2 separate regions of the Homo sapiens genome follow, and region 2 is linked to region 1. Evidence: chromatin contacts called from ENCODE Hi-C data. All regions are on one chromosome and are shown on one strand. The core of a region is the stretch at or near the end of the contact, and the rest is flanking DNA. Distances in the headings are between cores, read along the strand shown. Region 1 overlaps PRKCE (protein kinase C epsilon). Region 2 has its middle 9.9 kb from the start of TMEM247.

Region 1 (7,044 bases), core at 2,632-5,131:
GCCTGCTAATACAACATCTATTCTACAGCCCATGGATCAAGGAGTAATTTTGACTTTGAAGTCTTATTGTTTAAGAAATACATTTCATAAGGCTTTAGCTGCCATAGATATTGATTTCTCTGATGGATTGGGGCAAAGTCAATTGAAAACCTTCTGGAAAGGATTCACCATTCTAGATGCCATTAAGAACACTCACATCTGTAATCCCAGCACTTTGGGAGACCGAGGCGGGCAGATCACGAGGTCAAGAGATCGAGACCATCCTGGCCAACATGGTGAAATTCCATCTCCACTAAAAATATAAAAATTAGCTGGGCGTGGTGGCACGCACCTGTAGTCCCAGCTACTTGGGAGGCTGAGGCAGGATGATCGCTTGAACCCGGGAGGCGGAGGTTGCAGTGAACCGAGATCACATCACTGTACTCTAGCCTCTTGACAGAGTGAGACTCCATCTCAAAAAAAAAACAAAAAACCGCCACCAACAACAAAAAAACCCACATTCATGATGCATGGGAGGAGGTGAAAATTTCAACATTATCAAAAATTTGGAGGAAGTTAATTCCAGCTCCGTGGATGACTTTGTGGGTTTCAGTACTTCAGCTGGGAAAGTCACTGCAGATGTGGTAGAAATAGCAAGAGAACTAGAATTAGAAATGGAGCCTGGCGATGTGACTGGATTGCTGCAGTCTCTTGACCAAACTTGAACGGATGAGGAGTTGCTTCTTAGGGAAAAACAAAGAAAGTGGTTTCTTGAGATAGAATCTATTCCTGGTGAAGATTCTGTGAATAACGTTGAAATGACAACAAAGGATTTAGAATATTACATTCACTGATAAAGCAGCAGCAAGGTTTGAGAGGATTGACTCCAATTTTGACAGAAAATGCCATCAAACAGTGTCACATGCTACAGAGAAATCTTTTGTGAAAGGAAGAGTCCATTATGTGGCAAACTTCATTGTCTTATTTTAAGAAATTGGCATAGCAATTTCTTGCTGTGGGGTTGCCACAGCCACCCTGACCTTCAGCAATCACTACCCTGATCAGTCAGCAGCTGTCAACATCGAGGCACGATTCCCCAGCAGCAAAAAGATTACAACGTGTGCTAAAGGCTCAGATGGTCATTAGCATTTTTCTTAGCAATAAAGCACTTTTCAATTAAAGTATGTACATTTTTAGACATAATTACATCGTACACACAATAGACTACATATAGTGTAAACATAAATTTACGTACACTGGGAAACAAAATATTTTTATGACTTGCTTTATTATAGTTATCTGGAACTGAACCTTCAATATCTCTGATGTATACCTGTACTTTTGATTCTCAGGATACATTCTTCTAAAAAATATTGCTGATTTAAGGGGTCAGATATGTCCTGGGAGCCTGTGGCTACTGATCCTATTGCCTCGGTCATCAGCCCTCCTGTTTTCCTAGGTGACATAGAGGGCTTGTAGGGTGGCTGTAGGGTGGTGGAAAAAGAAGCAGAACTGAATTCCAGGGCTGACTTTGCTGCTTGTTAGCTGGGTGACCTTGGGAAAACCACTTAACCTTTCTGGCCCTTACTTTCCTCATGGGAAATAAGATTAAAAATGTATGCGAAGGCTTAATATTGACAAGCTCTATTGAGTTTGAGATTTGACCTTAGAGTTTTTATTAATAGACCTGCCATTTGCTAAGCAAATTTTCTAGATAAAGATGTATACCTGGATGCATGTCATAGTACAGTCCCTGTTTGCCCAAGGTGAAGTTAATTTTATGTGATGGGGCAGAGTTAATCCTTGTTAGGCAAATGATGCAGTCTTCTCCGGAGTAGAAAACTGTGTAGACAAGAACAGCTTACCTACCTCTTAAGGCCATAGTTATTTATTTAGCATAAACCAAATACATGGTGATAAGGGAGATACAGTAAGATCTTTTGGAAGTCTTTTTATGGAAACTGATGTGTATTGAAGGTAGAAGACAAGCAATGGCGGAATGTTGTGTATGTCCAACCAGTGCACAAAAGTGGGAGTGGGTACCTCTAATGGGAGAGATCACTGGGGGCTTCCCGGAGGACGGGGTTCAAACTCTGCCTAAAGGATAAGGATAAGAGGATTTGGACTAGGAGGGAGGGCATTCCAGGTAGCTTAGAGGATTTGACCAAGCTTTTGTACAACATCTGTCATTCCACCCAGATGTTCTGCTGGCCATCATTTGCTCCCTGATGCCTTTAGTTTCTTGCCATTGCATTGGTTGGACTCTGCTTCTTGACTTCACATTGGGGCATGTGTTTTATTTTATTTTATTTTATTTTTAAGACGGAGTCTCGCTCTGTCACCCAGGCTAGAGTGCAGTGGTGCGATCTCGGCTCACTGTAACCGCTGGCTCCTGGGTTCAAGCGATTCTCCCGCTTCAGCCTCCTGAGTAGCTGGGATTACAGGTGCCCGCCACCACACCCAGCTAATTTTTGTATTTTTAGTAGAGACGGGGTTTCACCATGTTGGTCAGGCTGGTCTCAAACTCCTGACCTCGTGATCTGCCTGCCTCGGCCTCCCAAAGTGCTGAGATTACAGACGTGAGCCACCGGGCCCAGCCAGGGCATGTATTTTTACAGTAAACTCTGGGAAGCCAAGATGGAAAATAAAGCCCTTACTGGCTTAAACCAGGCTGAGGGAGATGGTCTCTTGAGTAAACACCATGCCTCGCTTTCTGTTTAAGCGTATCTTTTCTTTTCAAGCCTGCTCCTTCTGTGTAAGTGTATTTTTCAAAGTGTGACTCCACATCCTTTCAGAAAGTCCTTCGTATCCCATCAAGGGAGTAAGGTGATGGGTGAGAAGCTACTCTAAATAAATTAAGGGTAGTATCTGTTTTGGCTTCAAAGGGCAAAGGATCAAGGTTAGGGCAAGTAGAAATTTCTCCCTCTTGATTTTAAGTGAAATTTTTTATTTTTATTTTTATAAGACCCTAATTGCCTGCTTCATACCTAGAAGGCCAGAAACATTCCTGGATGTTGGACTAGCAAGCCAGAGAACAATCTAAGCAATGCCATTTCACTGGCCCCTTCTTCACCAGAACCCTTCCCCCAATAGTCCCATGCCCAAACACACGCACTCTTCACAGTATCCTCTTGTGCATGCTGCTTGCTTTGAGGGTGGTGCAAGTGCTATTGGGTGTCATTTTATATTACAGTTGTAATGCCCACGTGCCGCTGGAATCTTTGTATCTTAGTCACAGACTTCTAGAGTGTCTGAGCTGGAAGGAACCTTCATTCTCAGCCCCTTGTTTTACAGATGGGGAACTGAAAGCCCCCAGGTTGCCTGACTGTAAGTTGAGGTCTGTCTTCACCAGTTCATGGTTTGTTTTCAGTATCTGAGCAATAACAGCTGCTAATTATTGAGGCCCTGTGCTGAGTGCTTTTCATGCATCATGTCACTTATTTTTCATAACAACTGTATGAGGAAGGTATGACCATCATCTCTCCTTTAAGGTTAGAGAGGTTGAGTAATGTGTTTAGAGTTGGGTGTTGGAGCTGGGTGTTAGCAAAGATTTGAACTCAGTATACGGTGGCACTGGGGCACTGGCTCCTAACTGGTAGGCTGTGCTGCACTGTGTTTGCCAAGTGAGGCTGCCTCTATTCCCACTTCTTCCCTCACTTCCCATCGTCTTTCTTTTTCACTGCCCCACCAGGGATCTTGCTCTCAACTTGCCAAGGTAGGATTCCGACCATGGCTACCATGATGACTTGGAAGCCTGGACTCCAAAGGAAGGAGTTCCAAAGCCTTGATCAATGGAACAGAGGCATTGTCCTTGGGACCCGAAGGAGCTGATACCACGTCACTTATACCAGGATCCTTGCTGGTTAATTCACATAGGGCGGTGGAGGACACAGTGCAGTCTCTGTTTGCACTGGCTTATGGGAGACTGAGCAAGATAGAGTAGAGAGAAAGTAGATGAAAGGTGCCATGAAAGCCATCCTCAGCTCAAGCCTGTGTCTTCTTAGCAGGGGTCATTGCATCCTCTTTATTATCAAAGGGTGTGATCCTAATACGCTTATGAGACAGCCAGTGTAGATGTGATATCAAGCCAGCTCGGCCCTCCCTGGAGCCTCCATCATATGCATCTATGTGTCCCCCTTCATTACTTTCCGATTCCTTTTCCCCCTCCTACAGCAATAGCCTGAAGGATATTTTTAGGCCCCAGTGAGGCTGTGATCACTGACCCTTGGCTTCTGAAAATTTTTACACCGTTTTGAAGGGATGTGCATACTCAGGAATACAGCTATTTTTGAATCTGTACTAGAGATTCTAGGCTGTATCCTCCATGGGGGCTTATTTTTTAAGTTTGAGCAGAAAATATTCCAAGGGACATTGGTAGTGTAATGGATGATGAGCCTGTATGCTGATGCTGATTAGGCCAGAGTGGGTCCAGACTGCTCTGGCCATCCTTGACCGGAGGAAGAACTAGTACGTCCACCTTGCCTCAAGGGGAGCAGATCTGTCAATGGCTCAAAGCCTGGAGTGCAGTTCCTACTAGCTCCACCTGGAGTCTTAAAAGAGGAACAGATCAGCATGGAGGAGATCTTTGGGTCCTGGGCATTTTGCATTTTTTAAGGGTATAGAGTCATACTTTTATAGTTCAACAACATTGACAAGAATGGATGTTTTGAGTCCGTTGGTTAACCTTGGATTTGAAAAGAGGAAGAAAAACAGAAACCACACATTAGCAGGGCAGCACTGAGGTTACAGTCATGTTACCATAGACGCCAGGCTTGAAGAGCCGTTTGGGGACAACAGAGCACAACACTGGAAAAATAAATTTTTTAGAGACAGGGTTCCGCTCTGTCACCCAGACTTGAGTGCAGTGGTGCTCACTGTAACCTCAAGTTTTTGGGCTCAAACAACCCTCCCATCTCAGCCTCCTGGGTAGCTAGGATTACAGGTGTGGGCCACCATACCCAGCTAATTTTTTATTTTTTATTTTTGTAGAGATGGAGTCTTGCTGTGTTGCCCAGGCTGGTCTCAAACTCCTGGCCTCAAGTGATCCTCCTACCTTGGCCTCCCAAAGCTCTGGGATTACAACTGTGAGCCACCAGTTGTAATTTTTTTTTTTTTTTTTTTCCCGAGACAGAGTCTCACCCTGTTGCCCAGGCTCGAGTACAGTGGCACAATCTCGGCTCACTGCGACTTCTGCCTCCTGGGTTCAGGCAATTCTTGTGCCTCAGCCACCTTAGTAGGTGGGATTACAGGTGTGCACCACCACACCTGGCTAATTTTTGTATTTTTAGTACAGACAGGGTTTCACCCCATTGGCCAGGCTGGTCTCAAACTCCTGGCCTTAAGCTATCTACCCGCCTCAGCCTCCCAAAGTGCTAGGATTACAGGTGTGAGCTACCATGCCTGGCAAGCACAACATTTTTAATTTTCAAGAGCTACCAGTTTCTTTTCTGTCTCTGAAGAGACACTTCTCCCAAGGAAATTTCCATTAAAAAATTAATTTTGTGTGTCTGCCCGACAGATCATGGGAGACAGAGTGCTGTTATTTGTAAAACATTTTTAAAAATACATTTTTACCTTTATGGAGCAATGATATTCCTGGATTTATCTAAAAGGAAAATCTGACTGGTGTGGAAGAACAAGTGGAAGCTGTTAATGAAAATTTTGAAGTGAAGGAAATAGGAATGTGGGAATAGTGGGAGCCTGGGTGTTCTCTAACCAGGGAGAACTCTCAGGCAGAAAGTGGCTACTGTGGACAGTTTAGAGACTGGTGAGTTTAGGGCCTGTTGATTTCTGTTATTAGTTAGCATTGGCCTTTGTGTTTAGAGAGGAAGATGGTTATTACAGCTAGTGTCAGGAGAGCAAGGGGTGTCTTAATGGAGTTATGCACAGTTTTTGCCTATGACAACTCAGCCTCTTGGGCTCAGAGCATTCACTTAGACAGAGCAGCTCCATTCCTTGTGGTTTTCTGGTCAGTATTTTAGGACCATCAGTTCTGTGGCTCATGCAGGTGTGATGTATAAATGTCTGGCCTGGGAGAGATGCCAAAAAAGAAGTGGGGAGATGGAGTAAAAATCATTTGTCTGGAGGTTTTTCATTTACTGAGTCTCTTCAGGAAACTGGGAGAAGTTGAGTTTCCTTCCTTAATTCTCAAGTTCATTTTAGACATGAGAGAAAGAGACTCAGAGACATTAAGTGTCTTGGATTTTGTAGTTACTAATGGGGAAACCTAAGCCTGAAAACCAAGAATTTTCTGAATTCCTGGAATTTTTTTTTTTTTTTTTTTTTTTTGAGGCAGGGTCTCACTCTGTTGCCCAGGAAGAAGTGCAGTGGTGCAAACATTGCTCCCTGCAGACTTGACCTCCTAGGCTCAAGTGATGCTCCTACCTCAGCCTCCCAAGTAGCTGGGACCATGGGTGTGTGCCACCACACCTGGCTAGAATTTTTTGTAGAGACAAGGTCTCACCGTGTTACCCAGGCTGGTCTTGAACTCCTGGGCTCAAGGTATCCTCCCAAAGTGCTAGGTTTACAGACATGAACCAGTGTACCTGGCCAATTCCTGGAGCTTTTTACTGCTACAGACTGCCATGTGATTCAAATTAGGCTTTCAGAATGACCTCCTACTCCACAGAACTCCATTTTCACTGTCAGCCACAGTCCTAGAAATTCCACCCTTAGAAAGTCTTTCCTGTAAGTTAAACCTTGTTATGAGTAGTTAAAATACAGATGTCCTAGAGAAGGGCCATACCATCTTATCAGTCATGTGAACCTCAGTATAAATGAAATTTATGAGAGCTTTTTTTTGGAACAGACTGTCATTGGAGAGGGAGGAAAGAATATGGGGGCCCTGGACATCCTAGGGCAGGCAAAGGGCTCCATGTCGGGAGGCTAGGGACAGACATGTCTCAGGGACTCAGGTTTTTCTATAGGTGAGCCCTGAATGCCATTTTAAGTACATTCTACCCAGGTTGTTAGTGTTAAAATATTTGGATATGTTGAGGTTCTTCATATGTTAGTATCAACTCACAGGGCAGATTTATGTTTCAGAGTACCTATCATATAACCAGG
Region 2 (6,879 bases), core at 3,438-5,937, 760 kb after region 1:
TGGGCTCTCGAGCGACTCTCAGTAAAATCACGTGAAAAAAATGACTGCCTTGGGACTTCAATGTCAGTACACATTATCATGCCATGTAAGTCCATGGTGACTTCTCATTTCCCACCCAACTCCATATATCCAATCCCATTGATAGCTGCATGTGACAGGTACTTAATTTGGAAGTGATAAAAGTATCATTTCTCATTAAACTTTCAAGGAAGGGCCGTTGTGGTATGGGTCACTTCTTCTGATCATTTTATTTGATCTGGGTTTCTGCCCCATGGGGTTGAGGTGAGAGAGATGGAGATAAGGATAGCAAAAAGTTTAAGGTCCACCTGTTTACCTTCTTAGAGCAGACAGAACTGGGCATTTATAAAACACACACACACACACACACAAACCAAAACACCCAAGTGCGTAAGGTCATTTAATCCATCCATCTGTTGCCAGGTAAAACTAGACTTAAATACATTCATTTTTCTTAATCTTCAGAGAAAGTAAACTCCCCTGAACGGTTAAGTGAGCATCTCATCCCACATGTTTAGCCACAGGCATGAAATCTACTCTTCCCTATTGTGTTTGAATACTGAAGCCACTAGCCTCAGATCTGCCCTCTAGGAAAATGAGAACTACTCATGGTCACTCCCTAAACTTAGAACAGATCTTCTGATTCAAATGCAAAGCAGAAAATCAGAAGAGAGAGGGAGGCAAAGGATAGGAAAAAGGCCCAGCTAAGCAGTTACCAGCCAGGTAACAAGCCAATGTACAAGCGCCTCTTCAGCACCAATGCTAACATACCATGCGCCCTAAGTCCCTAAGGAGGCTATCTTCACCAAAACCCTGCAGGTAGAAATGTATATCATCTCCACTTCACAGCCAGGGATACCGAGGTTCAGAGACGTTAGACTTAACTGAGATCATCCCAGAGCACATGTTCTTTCCATGTTACCCTGCTCCCAAGATCCTACCTTGGGAGGATCTCACAACCTTGCTGGGGAGATGAGTTTAACACACATGAAAATGTAAAGCAGCTATCAGTACACAGACCTCAGCTATAAACGAGATCATAGAAGAGCTCCCTGGAGCCCTGGGTGATAGAGGAAGTCTTCTTAAAAGACGAGCTCATAAGGCTAGGTAAGCCCGAACAGGTGGAAATCAGGAGGGATACCTCACACAAATGAAGATTAGGGTGGGAGTGTGTAACGTGTATCCAGGAGGGAAGGGTCACTCTTGCTCCAGGGAATGGTGTACAAGGTAACAGGCCTGGAAAATTGGTTTGGGGCTAAGTGTTAGGGAGCCTTGAATATTGGTCTGAGGAATATAAACTTAATCCCTTGGGAAATAGGCAATACACTAAAGATTATAGAGTGGAATAGTAATTCAAAACAGATAAATAAAAGCCTTCCTCCTCCTTTAATTCCTGGGGGCCGCTTTTTTGCCTGGACCTTCCCGTTTCCAGACCAAAAACTTTCTGAGGTCCTGCGTTTGAGGATTACTTTCAGCTGTAAAAGAAATCCAGCCACAATGGCTTCACCAAATAGAGGTTTGTGTTGCTCACATACCAAGAAGTCCCAGGTAGTCCATCCACGGCTGGTGAAACTGCTCTCAGAAGTCATAGAGGACTCAGGTGGTGCCTTCCTCCACCACCACAGGGCTCTTATCCTCAGCCCATGGCTTCCCGCCTCAGTGTCAAGTTGGCTGAAGCAGCTCCAAGTACCAGGTCCGTTACTCCAGGTCAGAAAAGGAGCCGCCTTTTAAAAGCATCCCAGGAAGCCCCACCCAGAGACTTCTGCTTCCGTGCCATTGGTCAAACTAAGGTCATGTGGCTGCACCTATCTGTAGGGTGTCTGAGGTGGTAAGGTTTTTGCGTGGACACTGTTGCAGCCTCAAACAGAATTAGAATTCTGATAGTATGAGTGGAGGGGGGAGATACTGAATTAAGCAAATAACTGGTGTATCATCCCTAATTCCTTAGGCCCAGCTCCCACTCCCTTCCTGAGCTGCTGAGCCAGAAAGCCTTGATGGGGTTGAAACCATCAGATGGAGCACAGCCGTAGCCAATCTGGGCCGGGCCACTGCTGCACTCTGCTTTAAGGAAGAGTACTGCATACCACAGCAGGGAGGTCATGGTTTTCCCTGGCCACACGCCTGGAGCCACTCTGCCTTCATCCTCCTGACCTCTGCCTGAAGCCCATGACCTGACACAATCAGGGCAGCAGACTGGGAAGGGCACTCCTCTCTGTGCTGGGTGCCCTCAGCAGAGCTGCAAGGGGAGGCAAGTTGGACTCCAGAGCCCCTTCCCTTCCTGATCCCAGATCCCACAGAGCAGAGCCCAGAGACAGTCAGGGGACTGTGATCATCCTATGGACACCAAGCTGCTAAAGTCTATGTATAAGAGATTGCACTCATTGCAAAGGACCACTAAGCTTCAGCCCAAATAATGAAGCACTAATAGTAAAGTTTCAGGCAGGCTTAGGGAGAGAAAGATGGGAAAATCTCTCCTGTTCCCTAAATGGAATATTGTAGGCTGCCCTCCTGAGCCCAAGGACAGGACTACAGTTGGAGAGACTCGGGGGCAGGAGGGTTAAGCCTTGATTCCAAAGGCCACTTTCCTGCCATGTCTATTTCTAGTCCCAAGTTAGCAGATGACTTGTAAGTAAGCAAGTCAGTTAAGTTTTCTAGGCTTCATTTGGGCGACCTCTAAATTATCTAGACTCTAACTCAGAAAAAAGAAGGACCAAAGTCTAGAGATTGTTCGAGAAATTCTGATTTAATTGATCTGAGATGACATCCAGAGATGATTTGTTAGCCTTACAAGTGCCCCAGTTGATTCTAATAAGCAATCAGGGTTGAAAGACCTAAATCCTTGCTCTTCAATGTGTGATCTGTGGATCAGCAGCATCGGCGTCTTAGAAATGCAGCATCCCAGACCCTGCCCCAGACCCACTGAAGCAGATGTGGTTTGACAGTACCCACCAGCCCCCAGCAATTCATATGCATCTTAAAGTCTGGGAAGCCTGTTATAGGTGATGAGACTCAATGCAATCTGTCCTGGTCTGTCCTGGGCTAGCGCGGTGGCTCACGTCTGTAATCTCGGCCATTTGGGAGGCCGAGGCAGGAGCCCAAGAGCTCAAGACTAGGCAAGGCAACATAGGGAGATCCCATATCTCCAAAAAAAAAAAAGCCAGGTACGGTGGCATGCACCTGCTGTCCCAGCTACTGGGAAGGCTAACAAGGGAGGATCACTTGAGCCTGGGAGGTTGAGGCTGCAGTGAGCTGTGATCGTGCCACTGCACTCCAGCCTGGGGGACAGAGCAAGACCCTACCAGAAAAAAAAAAAAAAAACAAAATCTGTTCTCTTTATGAAGACAATGCTCTTGGCCAGGAGGGTCTTCTAGGGGGAATGAGAGGGAGAACAACCGAGTGCACAGCCCTTCAGAAGTGCTATGGGGTTTCCATTAACCTCTGCCGCAGGCTAGGGGTGGCAGGAGCTTACTGTGCCACATCAGGAAGCTGAGCCTGTGGCAGCATATCTGCCCCTCCTCCCTTTCACCAGTTCATGCTCTGGGCTTCTGGGGAACCAAATGATTTCACCCTGCAGGCCAGGGCTGAGCAGAAAGTTCCAGAATGCCCTCAGGCCTGTGTCTGCTTCTGTCCCTTTTTTGATCTGACTCCCACGTGTAGCTTTGGGGAAATCTTGCTAATATACGTTCATTCATTATTTAAAGGTTGCTGCTGTTCTTCAGGAAGGTTAAGCATGATTAAAAGATGGGATTTTTCCACAGGGCACAGCAGAAAAGCTAGGGCTCCCACATTTTTAAGCTGTTTTGGCCAAGCCTTGTTGCATAATTCAAAGTCTGTGATTTACTTAGATTTAATTAGCCAAAGGAGCAGCAGCTGCAGGTTCATTAGTTAGTATTTATTAAGCGCCCTCAGAGGGCTTTTTAGGCTCTTAAGAGTGAAGTGGAGGATGGGTTTCGGACTTGCAAATTTCTTACACTTAAGTAGGAGGGGATTACAGATAGCTTCAGGAGGTAGGCATTTTTGTTCCTCAAAGAGAGCAAAGGGGTGGCATCAAAAGGCCTGAGCTCGTGGGGCAAATCCTACAAAGGGCCACGAGTCAGAGAGATGTCAGTCCCTCACAGGGTTATAGTGACAATTAGTGAGATAACAAGGTGGAGGCTGGTGGTGAATAAGAAGCTACACAGATGAGAGGTATCAGCCAGAGCAGGGAAGGGAAGTGACTGCTAACCTGAATTTCAAGAACTGGGAGAGGTGGGGAGGTCCGGCTCCTGAATTTGTGGGCCCAGTGCAAGAGGACAATGCAGTGTCCCATCATGAATTCCACGACGGTGACAGCAGAGCATTAAGCCATGTGGAGAGCCCCCACTGAGAGCAGGGCCCTGTGCCACTGCCCTGGCGGTGGATGACGGAGACCCCAGGGTTAAGGGGCTTTTGTGGTGCCTCTCAAATCTCACCCAGAGAGTGACTATCCTTGGCCTGTACTCCATCAACAGGAGGGAGGGAGGGAGCAGGCTCTGTGCATTTTGCAGGGGCAGGGACCGTTGGAGCAGGCCATTGGAGGAAGGAGTCTGGTGGCCCCAGGGCAAGTGGCCCCTGCATGCCTTCCAGCTCTGGGCGCAGAGTCTGCCTGCAGAGGCGCCTCTTCACAAGCAGGTCACGCTCTAGGCTTCCAGCTGCTAATCACAGGGGCTCTCCAGCTTGGGTGCATTTCCTCCCTCTGCTCCTGGCTTCCGCCCCAGTCCCATTCAGCTGATCATTCTCCGCTGGGCTAGAAAATCCAAAAATAGAAGAAAGCTACACTTTTTACCCCCTTGAGCCTCTTGTATCAAATGACACAGTCACTTTGCCTCAAACTTTTCATCAAAGCAGCCTTTGTAAGGTCCTGGGGCAGAAAGCAGGCCTTGGAAGACAGCCACCAGGAAGCCATGCAGAAAGTGCTGAGCAGGGGGACCCTTGGTGGAGGAGGTGGGGAGGGCAGGGTTTCAGGAGCTTCCCTCTGCCCCAGAAAGAGCCAGTGACAGACACTTGCTACCATGGGGCAGCTCTTCTCTGAGCACCAGCTCTAGCTTCAGGTCTTGGAAGTGCAAGAGCAGCAAATAGTGTGGCTGCACAGACCACCCATTGCCAGGGTTCAACAACCAGACCACAGAGCTCAATCAGTGATTAAGGAGCAATGATTGATCAATCAAATAAACAGAAGGAGTGTAAGAGACGATCTGAGAAAGGCTCTGTGAGCTAAAGCATTCTGTGACGGCTTCTTGAAAAGGAAGCTCACCCTTGCCGAATACCTAGGATGTATTGTACCCTGTCCAACACTCTCATGTCATCTATTTTATCCCATAGCCCTCCATGAAGGAGCACTGGTACGCACTAGATTAATCTGCCCAGGCTGCTCTAACAAAATACCACAAACTGGGTGGCTTCAGCAACAGATGCTCATTTGTCCACAGTTCTGGAAGTTGAAAGTCCAAGATCAAGGTGTTGGCAGGTTTGGTTTCCTCTGAGGCCTCTCTCGGCTTGCAGATGGCTGCTGCCTTCTCACTGCATCCCCACGTGGTCTTCCTCTCTGTGTGCATCCCTGGTGTCTCTCTGAATGTCCAAATTTCCTCTTCCAAGGACACCAGTCAGATTGGATTAAGCCCTCATTTTAACGCCATGACTTCTTTTTTTGATTTCAATAGTTTTTGGGGTACAGGTGGTTTTTGATTACATGGATAAGTTCTATAGTGGTGATCTCTGAGATTTTGGTGCACCCATCACCCGAGCAGTGTACACTGTACCCAGTACGTAGTCTAAAGCCCCTATCTCCAGATGAGGTCACATTCTGAGGTTTCGGGGGTTAGGACTTCAACACTTGAATTTTGAGGGGAGATAATTCAGCCCATGACGCCCACTTTGCTGATGAGAAATCAGACTCCGAGAGGTTCAGGAATTGCCCAAGCTTGCTCAGCCAGGAGGTACCAGAGACCAAGTGTGGCAAGGAGCTGAAAGATGATTGGAAGAAAACAAAGAACCGTGCTGCGTCTCATTCATTTAGGTTTGTGAACAAAGGTTCCGAGCTGGTTTGATAACATGGGAAGAGAACTGCTACTCCATTTCAGATGGCATTGTGTGGCCCCCTGTATATCTCTCTAGATATGTGTAGCTGGGGTAGTGGCTCCAGAGTTTTTCTGCTTATGAATCTACCCTTTTATTCTAACTGTTCCCGTGTTTCTTTTTTGTTTGTTTTGTTCTGTTTTTTTGAGACAGGGTCTCGCTCTGTCACCGGTGCTGGAGTGCAGTGGCGCAATCTCGGCTCACTGCAGCCTTGCCCTCCTGTGTTCCCACACTTCCCTCACCAAGCGCTAAGGAGGAAAATGTCTTTGAGAGGGGACAGATGTAAGGCCTCACTCACTGGCCCACCTGACCCACACACCTGCCATTTCATGAGTGGCAGCAGATCTATACTCAAAGGCCTCGGTAACTCCCTCTGGATCCCACCCCATGTCCTCTCCTAGGTCCCCTAAGACGGGAGAGTCAGTCTGTAACTGGCAGCCTGGGGTCTTCCCTCTTCAATCTGCTATGCCTGGCTCTTTTTCTGAAGACCAGGTTGGTATGTCCACTCTGAGACAGGAGTAGGTATAAGAAAGAAGAGGGAGGTGGTTGGGTAAGAGAGAAACCCTATACAGTTCACTCAGGCTGACTTTCACTTCTGAGCAATCTCCATAGCCTCACATACATAAAGCCCATAATATTTGAGCTAGCCTGAGTGGGTTCCAAGAAAACAATGATTGGAAGACTCTGGAAGCACAGTAGTTGGTAGAAAGCTCACCTGCTCTCAGGTATCAGGCCAACTTCAAAAGAACTCCAGATGACTGCCCTTAA

The links. Hi-C counts contacts between places; a loop is a spot of excess contacts on that map. Pooled maps may share reads with other maps.
Region 2: a loop to region 1 is called in a map with no recorded cell type, with 8 times the contacts of the local background. The contact joins two enhancer-like sites. A Hi-C loop is called at or near these places in 2 of 37 single-sample maps with no recorded cell type and 2 of 50 pooled maps.

Annotation. Positions count from the first base shown.
Region 1 is chr2:45,725,375-45,732,418 of GRCh38, forward strand. The region is part of intron 1 of PRKCE (protein kinase C epsilon); the gene reads left to right. Among named protein-coding and RNA genes, the nearest start is that of PRKCE-AS1, 53 kb to the left of the region's middle. RefSeq lists enhancers at 4,363-4,442, 4,823-4,962. Within about 2 kb of position 3,882, at least 5 of the 41 ENCODE cell types and tissues checked have a DNase peak (open chromatin) inside an H3K27ac peak, as active enhancers do.
Region 2 is chr2:46,486,049-46,492,927 of GRCh38, forward strand. No RefSeq gene overlaps it. Among named protein-coding and RNA genes, the nearest start is that of TMEM247, 9.9 kb to the left of the region's middle. RefSeq lists enhancers at 3,991-4,523, 4,366-4,665, 4,524-5,056, 4,686-4,745, 4,856-4,905. Within about 2 kb of position 4,688, at least 17 of the 41 ENCODE cell types and tissues checked have a DNase peak (open chromatin) inside an H3K27ac peak, as active enhancers do.